2 separate regions of the Homo sapiens genome follow, and region 1 is linked to region 2. Evidence: chromatin loops called from intact Hi-C (ENCODE). Cell type or tissue: A673. All regions are shown on one strand. Each heading gives the region's core, and the rest is flanking DNA. Links, peaks and the distances in the headings are about the cores only. Region 1 has its middle 12 kb from the start of PDCD5. Region 2 overlaps DPY19L3 (dpy-19 like C-mannosyltransferase 3).

Evidence for each region. A loop is a pair of places that touch in the nucleus more often than their neighbours do. Peaks named below come from ENCODE experiments on the same cell type or tissue, not always from the same donor. Only the 100,000 strongest peaks of a DNase experiment are listed, where the experiment ranks them.
Region 1: it touches region 2 in a loop (3-fold over the local background); 24 of 110 quality-filtered maps call a loop at or near these places.

The regions. Positions count from the first base shown.
Region 1 is chr19:32,563,085-32,574,916 of GRCh38, reverse strand. No RefSeq gene overlaps it. Among named protein-coding and RNA genes, the nearest start is that of PDCD5, 12 kb to the left of the region's middle. In A673, for the core only: a CTCF peak has its summit at 4,504 (motif pointing right); a DNase peak (open chromatin) is centred at 4,496.
Region 2 is chr19:32,451,370-32,463,201 of GRCh38, reverse strand. DPY19L3 (dpy-19 like C-mannosyltransferase 3) reads right to left here. Exons shown (of 19, transcript NM_001172774.2): 9 at 9,926-10,057; 10 at 8,162-8,263; 11 at 5,029-5,102; 12 at 4,693-4,851. Among named protein-coding and RNA genes, the nearest start is that of DPY19L3, 52 kb to the right of the region's middle. RefSeq lists an enhancer at 4,131-4,180. In A673, for the core only: no CTCF peak of the experiment used is centred there; no DNase peak of the experiment used is centred there; H3K27ac peaks cover 1,455 bases.

The DNA.
Region 1 (11,832 bases), core at 1,479-9,478, 110 kb before region 2:
GACACGTTGAAGTCCTTACCCCCAGTATCTTAGAATGTGACCTTGGAAATAGGGTCTTTACAAAAGTAATCAAGTTAGAATGAGGTCATTGGGGGTGAGCCCTAATCCAGTATGACTGGTGTCCTTATATAAAGGGGATATTTGGTCCAAGCACGGTTGCTCACGCCTGTAATCGCAGCACTTTGGGAGGCCAAGGAGGGCGGATCACCTGAGGTCAGGAGTTCGAGACCAGCCTGGCCAACATGGTGAAACCCTGTTTCTACTAAAAATACAAAAATTAGCCAGGCATAGTGGCGCACACCTGTAATCCCAACTACTCGGGAGACTGAGGCAGGAGATTCACTTGAACTCAGGAGGCAGAGGTTGCAGTGAGCCAAGATTGTGCCACTGCACTCTAGCCTGGGCAACAGAGTGAGACTGTGTCTCAGACCAAAAAAAAAAAAAAAAAAAAGAAAGAAAGGTGGGGGATGAGGGGAGGGAGGGAAATTGGGAAAATTTGGATGCAGAGACAGACATGCACAGGGGAAGATGAACATGATTGGAATGATGTATCTATAAGCCAAGGAGTGCCAGAGATTACCAGCAAACCACAAGTAGCTAGGAAGAGATGGGGAAGGAGCCTCTTCCTACAGGTTTCAGAGGGAGTATGGCCCCGCTGACACCTTGATACCACACTTCCAGCCTCCAGAACTGTGAGACAATATTTTTTTTTTAAAAAAGATGGGGTCTCACTCTGTTGCCAAGGCTGAACTCTAAACTCCTGGGCTCAAGTGATCCTCCTGCCTTGGCCTCCCTAGGAGTTGGGACTACAGGTGCGCACCATCATGTCCAGCTCTCTAAACATTTTGCAGAGATGGGGTCTTGCCGTGTTGCCCAGGCTGCTCTCAAACTCCTGGCCTCAAACCTTCCTCCCACTTTGGCCTCCCGAATCCCTCCCAAATCCCTGCTGGGATTACAGGCACAAGCCAGCATGCCCAGCCTGATATTTTCAGAAAGGAAAATTATTATCATCAGCTACTGCAGTACTTCTTTCTGCATGGCCAGCAATTTTCTTTTGTTCTAAGCCACTCAGTTTGTGGTAGTTTTATATGGCATCCCTAACAAACTAATTACACATTTCTTTCTTTCTTTCACCCTCCCTTCTTCCTTAGCAGGACAGGCCCCAGAATTGGGGCTAAGCCTGGGAGGGTTTCTTGGCTTTGCCCAGGAGAGAATTCCAGGACAAGCTGGTGGTGTCGGATAGCAACTTCTCTTGAAGCACTCATGCACAGCAGCAGCAGCAGAGGGGCCGTTCCTTGCGGAGCAGGACCACCCCACAGGCAGTGTGCCTGGAGGAGCAGCTCAGAAGCAGTGCTGCAGCCACATTTAGACTCACTTTTAATTATATGTAAATCAAGGGGCAGATTATGCAGAAATTTCTAGAAAAGGGGTGGTAACTTCCAGGTTGTTGGGTCATTGCCATGGAAAGGGGCAGTAATTTTTGGGTGTTGCCATGGAAGTGGTAAACTGACATGACGCACTGGTGGACGTGTCTTATGGAAAGGAGCTTCCAGCACATCCCTGTTTTAGCTAGTCTTCAATCTGGTCTGGTGTCCAAGCCCCGACTCTGGAGTCTGTTCTGCCTCCTACCTCATTTTCTCACTCTGAGACCTAGGCTGACAGAGCAGCTGTCATCTCAATGCTACCAAGTACCAGGGAAGAGATAACCTAGTGAACTGCACACTGTCCCTTTAAATTTTTTTTTTTTTAATTGGAGACGGAATCTTGTCTGTCACCCAGGCTGGAGTGCAGTGGTGTGATCTTGTGTCCGGAATTGGTGGGTTCTTGGTCTCACTGACTTCAAGAATGAAGCCGCGGACCCTCGCGGTGAGTGTTACAGCTCTTAAGGTGGCGCGTCTGGAGTCTGTCTCTTCTGATGTTCAGATGTGTTCGGAGTTTCTTCCTTCTGGTGGGTTTGTGGTCTCGCTGGCTCAGGAGTGAAGCTGCAGACCTTTGCGGTATGTGTTACAGCTCTTAAGGCAGTGAGTCTGGAGTTGTTCATTCCTCCCCGTGGGCTCGTGGTCTCGCCAGGCTCAGGAGTGAAGCTGCAGATCTTCGCGGTGAGTGTTACAGCTCATAAAAGCAGCGTGAACCCAAAGAGTGAGCAGTAGCAAAATTTATTGCAAAGAGCAAAAGAACAAAGCTTCCACACTGTGGAAGGGGACTCCAGCGGGTTGCCAATGCTGGCTCGGGCAGCCTGCTTTTATTCTCTTATCTGGCCCCACCCACATCCTGCTGATTGGTAGAGCTGACTGGCCTGTTTTGTCAGGGCGCTGATTGGTGCGTTTACAATCCCTGAGCTAGATACAAAGGTTCTCCACGTCCCCATCAGATTAGTTAGATACAGAGTTTCAACACACAGGTTCTCCAAGGCCCCACCAGAGCAGCTAGATACAGAGTGTCGATTGGTGCATTCACAAACCTTGAGCTAAACACAGGGTGCTGATTGGTGTGTTTACAAACCTTGAGCTAGATACAGAGTGCCGATTGGTGTATTTACAATCCTTGAGCTAAACACAGGGTGCTGATTGGTGTGTTTACAAACCTTGAGCTAGATACAGAGTGCCGATTGGTGTATTTACAATCCTTGAGCTAAACACAGGGTGCTGATTGGTGTGTTTACAAACCTTGAGCTAGATACAGAGTGCCGATTGGTGTATTTACAATCCCTGAGCTAGACATAAAAGTTCTCCACGTCCTCACCAGAGCAGCCAGATACAGAGTGTCGATTGGTGCACTCACAAACCTTGAGCTAAACACAGGGTGCTGATTGGTGTATTTACAATCCCTGAGCTAGATATAAAGACTCTCCACGTCCCCACCAGACTCAGGAGCCCAGCTGGCTTCACCCAGTGGATCCCTCACCGGGGCTGCAGGTGGAGCTGCCTGCCAGTCCTGCGCTGTGCGCTCACATTCCTCAGCCCTTGGGTGGTCGATGGGACTGGGCGCCCTGGAGCAGTGGGTGGTGCTCGTCCGGGAGACTCGGGCTCACAGGAGCCCATGGAGGGGGTGGGAGGCTCAGACATGGCAGGCTGCAGGTCCCGAGCCCTGCCCCGTGGGAAGGCAGCTAAGACTGCAGGTCCCGAGCACCGCGCCGGTGGGCCGGCACTGCTGGGGGACCCAGTACACCCTCCGCAGCCACTGGCCCGGGTGCTAAGTCCCTCATTGCCCGGGGCCGGCAGGGCTGGCCGGCTGCTCCGAGTGCGGGGCCCGCCAAGCCCACGCCCACCCAGAACTCCAGCTGGCCCGCAAGCGCTGCGCGCAGCCCCGGTTCCTGCTCGCGCCTCTCCCTCCACACCTCCCTGCAAACTGAGGGAGCTGGCTCTGGCCTTGGCCAGCCCAGAAAGGGGCTCTCACAGTGCAGCGGCGGGCCGAAGGGCCCCTCAAGTGCCGCCAAAGTGGGAACCCAGGCAGAGGAGGCTCCGAGAGCAAGCGAGGGCTCTGAGGACTGCCAGCATGCTGTCACCTCTCAATCTCAGCTCACTGCATCCTCTGCCTCCTGGGTTCAAGCGATTCTCCTGCCTCAGCCTCCTGAGTAGCTGGGATTACAGGCACGTGTCACTGCACCCAGCTAATTTTTGTATTTTTAGTAGAGATGGGGTTTCACCATGTTGGCCAGGCTGGTCTCGAACTCCTGACCTCAAGTCATCCACCCGCCTTGGCCTCCCAAAGTGCTAGGATTACAGCCATGAGCCACCGCACCCGACCTGTCCCTTTAAGTTTCCAGCCAGAGATGATACCCATCATTTTTCTTTATATTGTGTTGGCCAAAGTGAATCATGTGACTATGCCTAACATCAAAGCGGGTGGGGAAGTGCAGTCCTACCTTGTGACTGGGAAATGAATGAGGGAGGGAGGGAAGGAGGGAGGAAACAAGGAAGGAGGAAGGAAGGAAGGTTGGTAGGTAGGAAGGGAGGGAAGGAGGGAGGCAGGGATGGAGGGAAAAGGAAGGAAGGGAGGGAGGGACGAAAGGAGAAGAAAGGAAGGGAGGAAGGGAAAGAAGGAAGGAAGGAAGGAAGGAAGAGCAGTGGCTTGCACTTGTAGTCCCAGCTACTCGAGAGGCTGAGGCGGGAGGATTGCTTTAAGCCAGGAGTTCCAGACCAGCCTGGGCAACATAACGAGACCCCATCTCTGCAAAAATTTAAACAGGAAGGGAGGGAGGGAGGGAAGGAGAAGCTGCTCTGGGCAGGCTGCATTGCTTCCGTGATGCATTCCTCTGTGCACACAGGTGATCTGGCCAGTGCATCTTACAGTTTCTTTGCGTTTTTCTGTTATTTCCATTTCTTGCTTCTTGGTGCAGCAGCAGCATAATTACTCTGAGAAGCCCACAGGGTCAGAGCCTGCAGAACCAGTCGGTCCGTCTGCAACGCTCAGCCCCATCTTTCTCTTCCCACTTCAGGCCACCTCCTCTGCGCTGATCTCCAAGGAACCCCAAATGCCCGGAGTCCTGGTGTCTCCTGCAAGCAGCAGAGGGAGCCCACACTCTATCAAAAGCGACTGAGTTTCTCATTATACTACAAAGCAGAAACTACAATAACTGTTGTTTTCTTTTTTCTTTCTTTCTTTTTTCTTTTTTTTTTTTTTGCCATGCAGTATGTCCTTACAGATGAAGCTTTAATCTCCCTCGTCCATCTCTGTTGCTGTAAATTTATGCTCCATTATGGTTCCATATGCCCGATCCTCTGAGAAAGCCACGGCGGGCTTGTGGGGAGCGTGCGCTTCAGAGCTGTATGTGCAGCATGTGGAATTGCAGATTGGTACCTGGCACACTTAATGGTTATGTCTTCACAGGTTGTTTTAGAGCCATTTATTAGCCGTGATCCTGCATGGATCAGTCGTGATATCATGGAAACGGTGCCGTGGAACTCACTGAAATGCAAGGAGCAGAAGCAGAGTGTGGTCCATTAAAAAATAAATCTGGCCGGGTGCAGTGGCTCATGCTTATAATCCCAGCTCTTTGGGAGGCCGAGGGGGGCGGATCACCTGAGATCAGGAGTTCGAGACCAGCCTGGCCAACATGGTGAAACCCCATCTCTACTAAAAAAAATACAAAAATAGCAGAGTGTGGTGGTGGGTGCCTGTAGTCCCAGCTACTCGGGAGGCTGAGGCAGGAGGATCACTTGAAACTGGAAGGGGGGAGGTTGCAGTGAGCCAAGATCGCGCGCCACTGTACACTCCAGCCTGGGTGACAGAGCAAGACTCTGTCTCAAAAAAAAAAAAAAAAAAAAGAAAAGAAAAAGAAAAAGAAAGCTTCTCATTGAAAACTAGTTATAGTCTTTTACTTGAGAAGGAGCTCCGTCCAAGCTTTTGTGGCCACTTGCTGGGATAACAGCTTTCTTCACCATGAGATGGCCATACAGGAGGGTGAGGAGATGGCTATATTATCTCGTCAGGACTTCCTTGTCATGGCTAGAAAGCCACAGACTGGCTGTGCATGGTGGCTCGCACCTGTAATCCCAGCACTTAGGGGGCTGAAGCAGGAGGATTGCTTGAGGCCAAGAGTTCAAGACCAGCCTGGGCAACATAGAGAGACCCTTGTCTGCACAAAAAAATAAAAAAAAATTAGGCATGGTGGTATGTGCCTGTAGTCCCAGCTATTCAAGGAGGCTGAGGCAGGAGGATCCCTTGAGCCCAAGAGGTTGAGGCTGCAGTGGCTATGATCATGCCTCTGCTCTCCAGCCTGAGCAACAGAGTGAGACTCTGTCACAATAATAAATAAGCTGGGCAGTGGCTTGCATCTGTAGTCCCAGCTACTTGGGAGGCTGAAATGACAGGATTGCTTGAAGCCAAGAGTTCGAGACCAGCCTAGGCAACATAATGAGACCCACCCCCCCCGTCTCTGCAAAAAAATTAAAAAATAAGCCAGGAATTGTGGTGTGCCCAGGAGTTCAAGGCTGCAGTGAGCTATGATTGTGCCACTGCACACCAGCCTGGGAGACAGAGTGACATCCTGTCTCAGAAAAAAAAAAAAAAGAAAAGAAAAGAAAGGAAAAGACATGAAAGTTTGCTGGCTAACAGGAAGCGGGCTATTTTAAGAGCCTCCTGGGCTCCTTTAGTTTTGGAGCACCCATTACATAAAACGTTAAATATACAGAAATGCACCCCATTCCACATCCAATATAATGCATATATATAAATAATAAATGATAACACAAGGGCTTCAATTTGAGTTTCATCAAGTGTATTCATCTTGACTTTGCATTTTTTTTCTCTACAGTTTGGCACCAATAAATTTTTTTTCATTCCTGGCTGTTTATGACCCCATGGGCCTTGGGATAACTCTCAGTTCTGGGTCTTAATTCTGGGGAACTTGATGCCGACAGGGGTCCTGTATGATTGGGGGCCAAGATGAAATTTCATCGTAGCCTCCACCTGCCTCATCCAAAGAGAACCAACCTCAAAGGAGATGAGGAAGACCTTCCTCTCCTCAAATAAAATTAGGAGGACTTTCACCTGTCCTTAAAAACATCCTGGCCGGGCGCGGTGGCTCATGCCTGTAATCCCAGCACTTTGGGAGGCTGAGGCGGGCGGATCATGAGGTCAGGAGATCGAGACCATCCTGGCTAATATGGTGAAACCCTGTTTCTACTAAAAATACAAAAAATTAGCCGGGCATGGTGGCGGGCGCCTGTAGTCTCAGATACTCGGGGGGCTGAGGCAGGAGAATGGCGTGAACCCAGGAGGCAGAGGTTGCAGTGAGCTGAGATCGTGCCACTGCACTCTAGCGTGGGTGACAGACCGAGACTCCATCTCAAAAAAACCAAACCAAACCAAACCAAAACAAACAAACAAAAAAACAAAAAACATCCTGAGAAGGCGATTCTTTGGTCTCATCTAGTAACATTACTCACTCACTCATTCATTCAAGAGATATTTTTACTTTTTAGAGATGGGGTCTTGCTGTGTTACCCAGGCTTGTCTTGAACTTCTGGCCTCAAGTGATCCTTCCACCTCAGCCTCTTAAAGTGCTGGGATTACAGGTGTGAGCCACTGTGACCTATTTTAACTTTTGTAGAGATGGGGGTCTCGCTTTGTTGCCCAGGCTGGTCTCGAACTCCTGGCCTCAAGCGATCCTCCCACCTCGACCTCCCAAAGTGTTGGGATTATAGGTACGGACCATGGCGCCTGCCCTCGGTCCTCATTTTCTTTGACACCTGGGCAGTACCCAGGTCCTCTTAACAGTCTCAGGCTGGCCCTGGCTCATGCCTTTTGCTACCTCCAAGTGTCTGTGCAGACCATCCACTCTGCTGGGAAGGTCTCCTGCTATTCACCAGACTAACTGCTATTCATCCCACTCCACATATCCCACAAGGGATATGCCAATATCTGGCAGTGCGTTGGGAAATGCGTAACAAAGTTTCTTGGAACAAACAAAACAAAACAAAAGAAACCCTGATTTGTCACATTTGCTGCTTTCTGTGGTGTAAATTCTTCCACCATGGCCAATTTCAGGTTGCCGACGTGAGGTCACTGAACAGGGAGCTGAGTTGGGCACAGTAGCACGTCATTATATTGTATTCCCACCATAGGGGCAGAACAGATGTAAGTAACATCAGAGCAAATGTGGGAGTAGAACACAGTAAAATAGGAATGATGCTTTAGGTATTTAGTACCTTCATATTTTAACACAATACTTAATTATAAGCTCTCTCTTTTTTTTTTTTTTAATAATGACTACGTTTAAAAACCAGCTTATGGGCCAGGTGCTATGGCTCATGCCTGTAATCCCAGCACTTTGGGAGGCTGAGGCGGGTGGATTGCTTGAGCTCAGGAGCTCAAGACCAGCCTGAGCAACATAGCAAAACCCCATCTCTACCAAAATACAAAACATTAGCTAGGCATGGTGGCATGCACCTGTAGTCCCAGCTACTCAGGAGGCTGAGGTAGGAGAATAACTAGAGCCCAGAAGGTGGAGGTTGCAGTGAGCTGAGGTTGCGCCACTGCACTCCAGTGTGGGTGACAGAGTGAGACCTTGTCTCAAAAATTAAAACAAAACAAAACAAAACAAAACAAAATACAGCTTGCACATTTTCTGAAATTTTAACAATTGATTCTTGCAATCCAGTAGGAATTGGATCCAGCACACAGTGAGGGTAAAAATCCTCTGGGTAGAATAGGATGGTATATGGATACAGCAAAAGTGGTATATGTGGTGAGCAAATGACCCTCGCCTGGGAGGCCATGTGGGCTGGGGATACACACACTAACCATCTGGAATCCTCCCATGGGAATGAGTAAGCAAACCGCGCCAGAGCCATGAGACAGTTCCCATGTATTCCAAAGCTGCACTCTGATTCTTAGACAACCCTAAGCCTTGTCTCCATGCCCTTACTGTTCATTTTCCTGAGTGGTTCTAGGTGGGCTCTCTGGGTGCATGCAGATAGCCATGGGCTGGCCTGTGGGCTACGGCATTCTAAAGTGCCCTGGCTGTCTTTGGGAGCCCAAGTGACTTTCTGGGCTCAAGGAGCATGGAGCAGTTTGACCAGGACTGATTTTGGAAATAAAGAGCAGCAAAACTCTGTGTCAGAGGGTCTATACCTCCCCTGTGTGATGGCACTGAGCTAAGTACCCTCCTGGGCTCAATCGTCTTCCCTGCAGTTTACACAGATCTGTTTCTTCCTGGGGTTGTACTGAATTATTTTGATTCATGAGAAAGTTAACCCTTACTCCTTAAATAATAGTGTATTTGCTACAATGGACTACTATCACCCAAATTCTCAATTAATATAAGATTAATTAAATTATTATTATTATTATTATTTTAGAGACAGAGTCTTACTCTGTCACCCAGACTGGAGGGCAGTGGTGCGATCATAGCTCACTGTAACCTTGAATTCTTGGGCTCAGTCGATTCTCCCACCTCAGCCTCCCGAGTAGCTGGGACTGCAGGTGCATGCCACCATGGCTGGCTAATTTTAAAATTTTTTTGTGGAGACGAGCCCTCACTATGTTGCCCAGGCTGGTCTTGAACTCCTGGCCTCAAGCAATCCTTCCACCTCAGCCTCCCAAAGTGCTAGGATTACAGATGTGAGCCACCATGCCCAGCTCAATTAAATTATTCATTACAAACTTAAAGATTTTCTTTGTGATAGAATCATTTTAGAGTGAAAATCCAAAGGTCAACTGGTAATGAAGATATGTCAAGACATGTATTCGCTTGGTGCAAAATTAATTGCAGTTTTTGCCATCAAAAGTAATGACAAAGGCCGGGCACGGTGGCTCACGCCTGTAATTCCAGCACTTTGGGAGGCCGAGACGGGTGGATCACTTGAGGTCAGGAGTTCAAGACCAGCCTGGCCAACATGTCGAAACCCTGTCTGTACTAAAAATACAAAATTTAGCTAGAGGTGGTGACAGGTGTCTGTAATCCAGCTACTCAGGAGGCTGAGGAAGGAGAATCACTTGAACCTGGGAGGCAGAGGTTGCAGTGAGCCGAGATCGCACTGTTGCACTCCAGCCTGGGCGACAGAATGAGACTCTATCTCAAAAAAAAAAAAAAAAAAAAAAAAAAGTAATGACAAAGACTGCAATTGGTTTTGTACCAACTTAATACTTCCTCAGCTGGGCCAAGAAGAGGAATAGGTTGGAAACAATGAGCCGGGATTAATTACATCAATTAAAGAAACACAAAGCAATAAATGCCCATCTTTACAGAAAGGCGGGCGTTATAAACACGTAGTCACTACTCCATAAGTGCCTGCTGATTGGTAACTGGTGTTAACTGATAACTGATAAGCCACTTGGCTTAGGGTGCTAAAGGCAAGTCTAGTGGTAGGATTTTAATTCACAAAAATAAGTAAAACCAATTTGTCCTTAAGCATTTGTCTTGCTATGAAAGCGTGTATATATGATATATATCATATAGGTCAATATGATTATGACATATATATCATATACAGACGTGTACATATATAAAGAGAATGATGTGATTGTAACATATTATAACATATTGTAACATATCTGGATGAAAAAATAAAGGTTTTAATGTTTCCAAGTGCTCCCTGAATGCTGATCTTCATTAAGACACAATGTCCAGATATGTGACTTTCCCTCTATATTTGTGACTTTAACTTTCAGACTTGGCTTTTGTTCTCAGACAGTGGCAAAGACATGCCTCCAGAGTGAATGGGCTCATTCCTGTTCACCTCCTGCACAGAAGAGCTAAGGGCAGAAGGACATCTCTGTGGAAAATTCACCAAATACTTAGAGAGGCTTTTAAAAGCACAAATTCAGGCCAGGTGCGATGGCTCATGCCTGTGGTCCCAGCACTTTGGGAGGATGAGGTAGGAGGATCGCTTGAGCCCAGGAGTTCAAGACCAGCCTGGGCAACATAGTGGGACCACTGTCTCTACAGAAAAAACTAAGTAAATAAAAAATACAAAAATTAGCCAGGCATGGTGGTGCATGCCTGTAGTCAATCCCAGCTATTCGGAGGGGCTGAGGTGGGAAGATGGCTTGAGCTTGGGGAGGTCAAAGCTGCAGTGAGCAGTGGTTGCGCCACTACATTCCAGCCTGGGTGACAGTGCAAGACCCTGTCTCTACAAAATAAATAAAATACAAAAATTATCTGGGCATGGTGGTGCACACCTGTAATCTCAGCTACTTGGGAGGCTGAGGCAGGAGGATCCCTTGAGCGCTGGGAGGTCGAGGCTGCAGTGAGCCATGGTTGCGTCACTGCACTCTTGCCTAGGTGACACAGTGAGATCCTGTCTCCAAAAAAAAAAAAAAAGTGCAAATCACACATTTCCTTTACTGTCACCAATAATTACTGCAAAAGCTATTAATCTCAGCTGTTATTTTAACAGAGGAAAGCTCTCCTGGGTATCTGCAGAAGATGAGAGACAGAGGCATGCTGGTGCCAGGACTGAGGGCCCAGAGCTTCAGCCATGCGTCGGCTGTGGAGCTGGCGGGTTGTCGGGGAGGCGTCTGTGACTTTTGCCTTCTCTAGGCTTAAATGAAGTTCAAAATAAATACACAAACAAACAAAATACTGTAATCCCCCACCCTCCGCCTTTTTTTTTGAGTCAGAGTCCCGCTGGGTCGCCCAGGCTGGAGTGCAGTGGCACGATCTTGGTTCACTGCAACCTCTGCCTCCCAGGTTCAAGTGATTCTTCTGCCTCAGCCTCCTGAGTAGCTGGGATTACAGGCTCGTGAGACCGTGCCCGGCTAATTTTTGTACTTTTGGTAGACATGGGGTTTCAACATGGGGTTTCACCATGTTGTCCAGGCTGGTCTTGAAACTCTTAAACTCAAGCGATCTGCCCGCCTCAGCCTCCCAAAGTGCTGGGGTTACAGGCGTGAGCCACATGCCTGGACCCCAAATAATTTTTAAAGTACTGTGGAATTGGAGTCTTCATCATCTTATCCTTTGACCCTACTTTTATGTTTTTTTGGTTGTCGTTTTCTCGTGTTTGTTTTTTTGTTTTTGTTCTTGTTTTTTGAGACAGAGTCTTGCTTTGTCGCCCAGGCTGGAGTGCAGTGGTGTGATCTTGGCCACTGCAACCTCCGCCTCCCGAGTTCAAGAGATTCTCCTGCCTCAGCCTCCTGAGTAGCTGGGGTTACAAGCGCCTGCCCCCACGCCTGGCTAATTTTTGTGTTTTTAGTAGAGAGGCGGTTTCAGTATGTTGGTCAGGCCGATCTCGAACTGCTGACCTTGTGATCCACCCGCCTCGGCCTCCCAAAGTGCTAGGATTACAGGCGTGAGCCACCGCACCTGGCCAATTTTATGTTTTTTAAAAAAATCAAATTTACTGAGGTATAATTTACATATAATAAAATGCATACATTTTAAAT
Region 2 (11,832 bases), core at 1,537-9,536:
TAAAGTGTAACAATATAAATGCATTAATAATGAGAAAAACTGAAATTTCACAGCAGCTTTGAAGTAAAAATTTAAAGTGCTTCAATTCTTTAAATTAAAAGAGAATGCAAAAAAAAAAACTCAAATTTTTTGGAATTGCTGAAATTGAAAGAGATTTTTAAAAGATGTTTTACCAGTTATTATGAGTATTTTTCAAATTTTTACAAATAAGCAAAAGCAAAACACACATCCATTAACTTGGAATTCAGTTCCTTTATGACCCCTCAAAAATCACATTTTTAACCTACCAATACCTCCTGATATCCAAAAGATGACTTTTACCAAATACGGCTACATTAAAATTATTACACCCAATAAAAGTAACAATAATTCCTTAACATCATCTAATACCTAGTTCATGTTCTATTTTCCCTGTTTGCATCAATTGCTTTTTTCAGGTTTCTCTGAATCAGGATCTAAGAACTGCATGTTGCATTTCACTAATATATATCTTTAAATATCTTTTGATCTATAAAAGTATCTCCTTTTTTTAAAAAACAGGCCATTTGTTTGTGGAAGAATAGAGAACATATGTCCTGAAGCTGTTCCCGTCTCCCAGGTGTGGCTCACAGTGGTGGTTATACGTTTCATGCTTCTTGTAAACTTGTAATTAGATCTAGAGGTTTATCAGACACAAGTTCATTTTTTTGGCAAGAACACTTCACGGGGTTATGATGCACAGTAGTCCCCTCTTATCGGTGGATTCACTTTCAGTGGTTTGTTATTGAGGAAACTGCTGTCCGAAAATATTAAATTGAAAATTCCAGAAATAAACCATTCATAGTTTTGAATTACATGCTATTCTGTGTTGCATGATGAAATCTCTCCATCCCTGTCTGTCCCACCTGAGACTCAGATCATCATCCCTTGGTCCTGTGTTTCCACGCTGTATAGTCTACCCACCTACCCGAGACAGACAAGCAGATACATTCAGCTACTAAACTACTAATAAAGTAAGATACATTTAAATGTCCCTGTATTGTTTGTGTTCAAACAGCCCTTATCTTACATAACTAAGGCCCCAAAGTGCAAGAGAAGTGATGCTGGCATGTTGCTATAATTGTTGTATTTTATTATTATTGTTATTCTCTTACCATGATTAATTTATAAATTAAACTTTATCACAGGGATATATGTATAGGAAAAAAACATAGTATAGAAAGGGTGTGAAACCATCCGAGGTTTCAGGCATCCACTGAGGGACTTGAAACATATTTCCACAGAAAACAGGACGGCTCTATTCCACATCACATTACACCGGGAAGCACACACTGCCTGGCTGTCTCCACTTCAGTGATGTTAAGACTGATCAGTGACTTTAGATGTTGCACAATTTGTTGTCGAGGGGAAAAGAAAACAACAGTAAAGGCTACTAGTTAAAGATGAAACTTTCATGAAGGTCTACTGATCCCTTCATACATACCCAATAGAACTGGGCACATACGATGCTTCTCTATGTAACTAGAGACTTTTTTTATTTCCCAGAAATCCTTTTTTTCCTACCATAAATACATACGAAAATTAAAAGGATACTCTAAGGCAGTTCTCACCATTGGTAATTCACAATTGGAATCTTTACTTAAAAGTAAATATTACAACCCAAACACTGGTTTCCATATTGGTACAAAAAGGATACTCCAAATAAGAATATCCATCAACAGGGCAAGGTGTGAAAAGTAAATAAAAATAAAACAGACAAGGGGAGTATCTGCTCTTATCCTCTCTAGATACCTAAGAGAAGTCTGCAGTACCTCCCCCATAGCCCAGCCAAGCTGGAAGGCTCTGATTAATTCCATGAACACAGAACACCATGCCCCTTTCAGATGTACCCCTCACACTAATGCAGATGTCTACATAAAAGTCATAGTATCTGGCAGGGTGCAGTGGCTCATGCCTGTCATCCCAACACTTTGGGAGGCTGAGGCAGGGAACACCATGCCCCTTTCAGATGTACCCCTCACACTAATGCAGATGTCTACATAAAAGTCATAGTATCTGGCAGGGTGCAGTGGCTCATGCCTGTCATCCCAACATTTTGGGAGGCTGAGGCAGGCAGATCACTTGAGGTCAGGAGTTCAACACCAGCCTGGCCAACATGGTGAAACCCTGTTTCTACTAAAAATACAAAAATTAGCTAGGGGTGGTTGTGCATGCCTGTAATCCCAGCTACTTAGGAGGCTGAGGCAGGAGAATTGCCTGAACCCGGAAGGCAGAGGTTGCAGTGAGCCGAGATTGCACCACTGCACTCCAGCCCAGGCAAGAGCGAGATGCATTTCAAAACAAAACAAAACAAAACAAAACAAAACAAAACAAAACAAGTCATAGTATCATCCTTCCTAGTACTAAAAAGGTAGAAATACTTTAAATACTTGGCACTGACAAAAGGCCCTTATTTAAAAGTTAATTCACATTTAGACAGTCACGTGCCACATAACATTTTGGCCAACAACAGATCGCACATACCACAGTGGATTCGTAAGATTATAATGGAGCTGAAAAATTCCTATTGCCTAGTGACATCATAGCCATTATAAGGTCATAGCACAATCACTTTGTTTTTTAAATAGATTTACTGTAGCCTAAGTGCACAGTGTTTATAAAGTCTACAATAGTGTATGGTAACATCCTAGGCCTTCACATTCACTCACAGGCTCACACAGAAAAACTTCCAGTCCTGCAAGCTCCATTTATGAAAACTGCCCTATATAGGTATACAATGTTTAATCTTTTATTACAGTATTTTTTAAAAATAGAGATAGGGTCTCACTCTGTTACCCAGGGTAGAGTGCAATGGTGCAATTATAGTTCACTGAAACCTCAAACGCCTGGGCTCAAGTGATCCTCCCGCCTTAGCCTCCCGACTTGTTAGCACTACAGGTTTGCACCATCGTGCCTGGCTAATTTTTCTTTTTCTTTTTTTTTTCCGTAGAGATGCGGTCTTGCTATGTTGCCCAGGCTGGTCTAGAACTCCTAGCCTTAAGCAATCCTTCTCAACCTCCCAAAGCACTGGGATTACAGGCCCACCATACCTGGCCTTTATATTTTTACTGTACCTATTCTATGTTTAGATATATTTAGTTACACAAATACTTACCATTGTGTTACAACTGCCTACAGTATTAAACATAGTAACTTGCTGTCCAGGTTTGCAGCCTAGATGCAGTAGGTTATACCACATAACCTAGGTGTGTAGTAGGCCATACTATCTATGTTTGTGTAAGTATACTGTATGATATTCGCACAATGATAAAATCGCCTAATATGCATTTCTCAGAACATATCCCCCTTGTTAAGTGACATGACTGGACTATGATTCTTTAATTACTTTCATGTAGTGCTTTTCCTCTAATAAAGTCCTAATATCCCTATCTGGCAGATGAAGATGCTCTAAAATCTTTTATCTATGATCATATACCCAATCAGCCTCCAGAGATGGCTCATAGATTCACACAGAGCATGGCAGACATTTTCAGGAAGATACTGCAGGCCCACTGAACTTCCTGCTTTGTATGCAGTCCAGAGTCCTGTTGACACTTGCTATGTCTGGAATGATATTAAATCACACTGTCCAGAATAATTTCCATCTATTTTCACAGGGCTAAATTTTATCTTGGGTTAGGTATGAAAAAGAACACTTCTCAAGGATAGTAAAATAGTTTATGTTCAATGAAATATTTTCATGGTTCAATGTTGTTTCATTCTTAATGATCATAAAACCTCTCAACTGCTCTGGACTCATTTTAATGACAGCTCTCTCGTGGCTGTGAATCACAGTTCACCAGCACATTAATTGGCAAGGTAACTACAGAAAAAGGGCTTCCTCGTGAGCTTCATTAAGTTTTCACAAATGACAGCAGCTTCAACTTCTTACACTTAATTTTCTTTCAGTTTAACACGAAGAGTCAATGCAAACCCCCCCAGCAGCTTGATGGGTAGATATTCTTACAAGTTTTTAAAAAGCCTTCATACTCCTGATTTTTTTCTTTCAGTAGATTGGTAGATATACTTAGTTTTTTAAAATTGGCAGTTATTACTCAAAACTTTTAGTAGATACTAATAATTATGGTCCACTCCAACATTATGAGCCCTGAAGCAAGATGCAAGAAAACAAATGAGCAATAATTAATTAACTCTTACATTTCAAGAGCAATACAAAAAAGCAGCTAGAGGAGGAAGGGAGAAAAACACAGGATGCTAATAATGGAAACACAACAGAGGCTTATGAGTCAACAGTGATAATGAAACCAGTTCACGATGGCTTGTACCTGCCGAAGTCTAGGCACCAGACACTATTTTAAGTGCTTTATGTTGTTTTTACTTATTTCTCAAATATCCTGTAGAGTAAGTACTCTTAGTCTTCCCATTCTAAAGATAAGGAAATGGACATATCAAAAGGTTATGTAACTGGCTCAAGAGTCACTTTGTTCCCAAGTGTGCAGGCCAAGACTTAAGCCCAGACCGCATGCAATCTGATCATTACTCTGTTGTCTCCTAACTACTGGGAGTGTAGTCCACTCTAAACGAGGTATGTTCCCCCTTTAAGATGAATACTATTACTTGTGTCTGATATTCTGACTTTCAACTTTGCAATTTTTCTGCAACATGGAACAAGTTCATTAAAGGAGAGCATTAGATTTCTGAAATATACCATACCTGAGATTATGAAAGGCAACAACGAATGCTACAATCACTGTGATGGACAGAACGAATATGTAAGCATAAAAAAGCAGAGTATCTGAAAGCCTTCCAAATGTATTAAAAGGCAGGAGGCCAAAAGCTTCTTCACACAGATAGAGATTTGCATCAAAATCCCTAGGGAACAAATGGAAAGCAAAGTATTAAATTCAATATAAGACAAAGAAATGACATTGCATCTTTCCTCAGAGGGAGTCTGCAATTAATAGTTGAAGGCACAATGACAACTTAAGTTTTAAAGTCCCTGCTGATTCAATAGAAAATAGCAAACATAGACTTTCAATTCAGTTATACCTTGTTGCTCCAAGCCCAAATTTTGCCTTCAGAAATTTAAATATGTGTTCATCTGACTTCAGGTTAAGAATTTTCTATCGGGGAAAGAGAAAACAAAAATTGCTATTAGTCCTTTAGGCACGGTTTCCTGATAACTTCCCATTGAATTTACATATTCAGTGTCCAATTTCACAGGAGCGTGTGGGTGTACAAAATCAGTAAATGTTCACAGTAGTTCTCAGAACTGAGGAATTCCAAAGCAGGGACTTCCAAACTCCTTCCAAACCCCACTCCCCTTTTTAGCATAATCCTTTATTCAAAAAACATCTTATACATAAGTTAAATATGCAAAATAGGTAAAAGATGAGATTTTTTGGTTTCAGGGAGAGGGAGAAGGCTGAGGCATAGTGTGCATAAGTTTTCAGACCAGAAAACTGACAAGACGATGATCTGAAACCTCAAATAGATACACCGCCCACAAAGCCTGTCTGGCTTTGGGGCTTTTGGTCTGTGGATACAATTGATCCAAGACTTATTCACTCAAAGACAATTCAAGACAGTTGTAACCCTGAAGGGGTGGACAGACAAATATGAGTGTTCATCATTAGTGATTACAATTTTAACTCATATAATTCTATTTTAAATTTGTGGCTTAAAAATCCATATATAATAACATAAATGGTGAAAAAATTTATTAGAAGAAAAATGAAGACAGGGAGAAAAGATGAAGCTAAAATTGAGTTCAGTACACACAATATATTCATTAGAGATGAGCCACAAATCTGGTCTTTTGCATTCCAGCAGCAAATGCAAACAGGGAGGTCAACATATTTATGTTACTCACGGGTTTATAAGAGTAAAACAAAACAGTTGCTCGGAAGAGATCTTAACAGTCCTAGAACTGAGACTCAAAATAATTTTTTCCCATGGGTAAAGCAAAAACAGCAAGGACTTTCAAGGAAAATTTTCTCTACTTCCTCTTGTTGTAGGTCACTGGCAAAACATCAAATGCAATTCAACAGATGTTATTCTTCGGGGAGTCAAAAAATGGTGGTCCAGGGATGCAGCTCTTTACTGGTTTAATCCAAGAACAGGTCACTGAATGTGTAGAGTGGGCCAATGCAAGAACTGTGTATCTTTGGCCACTCTTCCAGAAATGTTGGCTGCTCCACTCAAGTTTTGAAAAAAATTTTTTTAGTAGAGTTTAGATTTTGCTACATTTCCCAGGATGGTTTTGAACTCCTAGCCTCAGGCGATCCTCCCACCTCAGCCTCCCAAAATGCTGCGATTACAGGCATAAGCCACCACACCTGGCTTTGAATAGGCTTTTTAATTTTTAATTTTTGTGGGCATATAGGTGTATATATTTATGGAGTATATGAGATATTTTGACACAGGCATATAGTGTGTAATAATTCCATCAGGATAAATGGGGTATTCATCAACTCAAAAAAAGCTTTTGGCTGAGTGCAGCAGCTCGTGTCTGTAATCCTAGCACTGTGGGAGGCTGAAGTGGGAGCATACCTTGAGCCCAGGTGTTTGAGACCAGCCTGGGCAACATGACAAGATCCCATCTCTACAAAAATTGTGAAAATTAGCCAGGGGCGGTGGCACACACCTGTAGTCCCAGCTACTCAGGCTGAAGTGGAAGGATTGCTTGAGCCCAGGAGGTCAAGACTGCCGTGAGCCAAGATCGTGCCACTGTACTCCAGCCTGGGTGGCACAGTGAGATCCTGTCTCAAAAAAAAAAAGCAAAAAAAATTTAGAAATTTAAAAATAAATTATTGATAAGTACTTGACTGTATGGAGTTTAAGAACATACTGACAGCTGGGCATGGTGGTTCACGCCTACAATCCTTTGGGAGGCCAAGGCAGGTGGACTGCTTGAGCCTAGGAGTTTAAGACCAGCCTGGGCAACACAGCAAAACCTTGTCTCTACAAAAAATACAAAAATTAGCCGGTGTGGTGGTATACACACATAGTCCTAGCTACTCAGGAGGCTGAGGTGGGAGGATCACCTAAATCCAGGAGATCGAGGCTGCAGTGAGCCATGACCACACCAGTGCATTCCAGTCTGGGTGAGAGACCCTGTCCAAAAAAAAAAAAAAAAAAAAAGAACATAGTGACATAGTGACTGGCTGAGTGAAGAGTCTTTTTTTTCTTTGATAGTCAACAGACGTGAACAAGGACCACAGTTCTCTTGTGGAGAAGGAGCCTGTTTTGCAGATGCCTCCTATCCTGAGACCAACCTTCTAGGACAGGCAAAAGTATCTGAAGATACCAATGTAGTTTTGCTCTAGCATAAAAACAAATGGGATATCAAGGTCCAAGAATTATACCTTTAATAAAGCCTACCCTGAAAAAAAATTAAAACGCCAATAAAAACATTTAAAAAGCATGTTAAACTAAGCAGAGCCCCTGGGGCATTGTAAAAATCTTAGCAAAGCACCTACTGGACATAAAACCAATGGATGCCTACGTTACCAAATGAGTTGTTCTGTTAGGCCTGTTGCATATAAGTCAGTTAAATGTTGGGAAAAATGAGCTCAACTCTTCTTTCCAGCAGAAAGTAGATAGTAAGGCCACTTTACTTATTAACTGAACTCAATTAAAAATCATGTCTTTTTTTTTTAAGTACCACAGTACAGAAAGCTACGTGTATATTACGGTACTAAAAATAAAAATTTTAAATTTAGAGAAATTATTTGTTTAATGCTTTTTAAGTTAAGCTTTTAAAAGTTTCATAACAAAAGGTGAGTAAGTTCAAGGTGGGACATAAGAGTACATAGAAATTAATGACTAAAATCAACAAAATAATCCTTGCTACTAAGACAAAGTTAAAACTGAGCCTGTTTGAAGTAAAACTGGTAACTCTTGAGTCACGTTAATACACTTTATAAAGCAAGAATTTATTTAAAATTAAAAGTTTCAAAGAAGCCAGGTGTGGTGGTGCACACTTGTAGTCCCGGCAACTTGGGAGGCTAAGGTGGGAGGGCCATCTGAGACCAGGTGTTCAAGGCCAGCCTAGGAAACGGCAAGACCCTGTCTCTAAAACAATTAGTTTATTAAAAAAGAAAAAGAAAGTTTCAAAAATTATCTCCAATGCCATAAGTTAATTAAAAATACATTAAACATGTCATTTTTATTAACTTACCTTAATTATGTTGTTGAGAAAAAGTGTCAAACATAAAACCATAAATAAATGTAACAAAAGTTTCCCAAGCCTATTAAGGAAGCTTCCAGTTTTCAGATTTTTCTAGAAATTAAAAGAGTTATGTTTTAATTCTTAAGTTTTAATATAACTTCATAAACACTGAAGATGAGCTTACTTAAGGATTTAAAAACACTGGCTCATATAACATAAAGGGAAAATATATGTGGAAAATACAACCTACTCATTTTCATGAGGTTACACTGTCTTAATATTTGTGATTTTCTAGTAGTAAATGAATCACTTAATAATGAGCTTCATACGATGAGGAAATGTGTCCTAGTCTTTTTTTTCCTAATTATTTTTTCAGACCTTAGAAACAGGAGGATTGGGGTCTGCCATTTGGAAGGTACTCAGGATACGCTGACTGAACAAACTGTTACATCTTTTTCTTTTTTTCTTTTTCTTTTGAGACGGAGTCTCACTCTGCTGCCCAGGCTGGAGGGCAGCAGAGCAATCTCCGCTCACTGCAAGCTCCGCCTCCTGGGTTCATGCCATTCTCCTGCCTCAGCCTCCCGAGTAGCTGGGACTACAGGCGCCTGCCACAACACCCGGCTAAGTTTTTGTATTTTTAGTAGAGACAGGGTTTCACCATGTTAGCCAGCATGGTCTCAATTTCCTGACCTCGTGATCTGCCAGCCTTGGCCTCCCAAAGCGCTGGGATTACAGGTGTGAGCCACCACGCCTGGCCCTGTTACATCTTTTATCCATTAATTCCTACACCACGGGCATAGTTACAAGTCAATTACATAAAAGACTTATGGGTGTAAAAAGAAGTACATTGTGCCTTTTGACATATAATAGTTTTCTTATAATCTTGATAATTTTATACATTGTTAAATATAATAATATCTTAACAGTTCAAATACGAGTAATATTTATAATTAAGGTTAAAAGGATGACTGTGAACTGTTGTTTTTGATAGTCAACTAAAAACCTTTGTCCATAACAATTCTCACTCAAAAGACTAATAAGAAAAATGATTTCTTCTTCTAAAAGTGGAAAACAAAATGGCTTCTTGACACGGAAGTTTCTAGCATATGTGAAACAGGATGTTGTAATTTTAAGCAAAAACAAATGACTCATATCTTATGTAAATATAAGAAATTTAATTATATAAATAAAGCTAAAAGAGCAAGTCATTGTTTTCAAACATGATTTGACAATACCCTAGGAAATGTCCCATTATTTCTAAAGTTATTTATTTGGATTCTCAAAATTCTCAAAACAGTTAATTTTAATTCACCTAAAAATAACTAGTATGGTATGGAAGGATGGGGAAAAGAGTAGCATTACTACATCAAATAACAGGGTATCCACCAACGTGAAGGACTGTAATGAACACGCTCCCAACACAAGCAGGAGACTCTTCTCGCTCCTGAGTTCACACACATAAAAATTAATAACTTTTCTCTTTTACTTCAATTTTAAATCAGTGGCATTCAACCAAGCATCTTTGGCTGATCCCCACATTGAAGGTAAGGTTCCAATTCTCTAAGAAATAACTGTCAAAATAAAAGGATGACCCAGAAAGCTTGAAACAGAAATGCTACCACATGCACAAGAAAAAGCACACAATGCCACGTGCTCTTTTTAGTGCAAATCAGGTTGTAAATTTCCCTTTGTATGCTGTGTGAAAATAAGGTTCAATAAACCACGCAATTAAAAAAAAGTTTACTTTGATAAAGGACAAAAAAAAAGTCCTACCTGAAGTTTTCTTGCAATGAATACTGAAAGGTTAAAACTGATAAGCAGTGATCCAAGAATCATGGAATTAAAAAACTGAAGAATGCAGACCAGGAGTAAACTTGTTATCTGTATTCCATACAGCCATGTCGCCTGCAAGAACCAAAGATTAGATGAGTACAGACATTTTACCAAGAGATCATCACATGTCGACATGTTGGTCATGAGGTGGATACACCTCAGCTTACAAATAATGCAGAAAACACATGTAGATTCAAGAAACACAATCTAGGCCAGGCGCGGTGGCTCACATCTGTAATCTCAGCACTCTGGGAGGCCGAGGCGGGTGGGATCACCTGAGGTCAGGAGTTCAAGACCAGCCTGGCCAACATGGTGAAACCCCATCTCTATTAAAAATACAAAAAAAAAAAAAAAAATTAGCTAGGCGTGGTGGCTCGTGCCTGTGATCCCAGCTATTTCGGAGGCTGAGACAGGAGAATCGCTTGAGCCTGGGAGGCAGAGGCTGCAGTGAGCCGAGAATGCGCCACTACACTCCAGCCTGGGCGACAGAGTGAGACTCCAAAAAAAGAAACACAATCTAAAAAAGGAAACTAAATCATACACATACCAACTGTTTATTTACCTTTTAATAACAGAAATCTTCTAACATTAATTAAAGGGGAAGTAAAGAGGGATGATATGAAGTAGAGGAAGTAAACAACAGCAGAATGTATTTATTCCTGGGAATTGGCAAGGGCCATTTATAATCTTCAGTTTTCTTTTCAATGATTTCAGTTACTGTTTATGACCACCAATAAGTACTTTACTGTGTTATTTCCTAGTTTTCCATACTCTATACTTTAGGACTGTATCATTCCTTGCTTTGTCTGTGTGAGTGTGTGCCCAGATCCCCTGATTAGACTGCAAACCCCTCCTGCTGCATGACCTTGTCCTCTTTGACCTCACAGCTTCATAGCAGGCAGCACAGTACACTGGGCAATGACATCAGCTCCGGCACCAACAGCACCTGTACTGCAGTTCCGATTCTGGTGCAAACCAGCTATGTGACCTAAATGGTTCATCGTGAACAAGAGATGATGATACCTTCCTCACAGAGTTGATGTAGGGTCTCACAGAAGAACCAGACATGGTAATGGATGAAAATGCCTGGTGGCCAAGCACGGTGGCTAATGCCTGTAATCCCAACATCTTGGGAAGCTGAGACAGAAGGATTGCTTGAGCCCAGTTCAAGACCAGCCTGGGCAACATAGCGAGACCGTGTCTCTATAAAAATAAAACACTAGCCAGGTGTAGTGGTGCAAGTAGTCCCAGCTACTCAGGAGGCTGAGGTGGGAGGATCACTTGAGTCCAGGAGGTTGAGGCTGCAGTAAGCTATGATCGCTCCACTCCATTCCAGCCTGGGCAACAGAGCAAGACCTGGTCTCTAAAAAAAGTGGGGAGGCGTGGGTGGGGAGGAAATGCCTGGCACATAATGAGCACTAAGGATTAACTCTTGATGTAATGAAACTTATTGATAGGTTGATACCAAAAGAAGCAAAACACAACTAACTTGAATACACGAAACACGCCACAAAGAAAAAAAAGGCAGTCCCTAATAAAGAGTGGACACTTATTCTGTTAGTTTTCTTCTTCTCTTTCAAATTAGACAATGCCATACTCATTCTGACAAGTGAAAAATACGTTTTATTTAGCAGCAAATCCGATTATCCCCATGGTTTTGTTCTCTTAACCTCAAGGGAAACAAACCTATTGATAGAAGCATTGAAAAGTGAGGCTTGCAGCAGTTCAGTGCTTTTGCTTAGTGTCAATGGGAACTCAGGGAAATGGATGCTGATGATCTTTAGGATCATAAAGATAATGTATCTTACTCTAGGAGAGTTAGACACTTCAGAAAAACACAAAAAAGA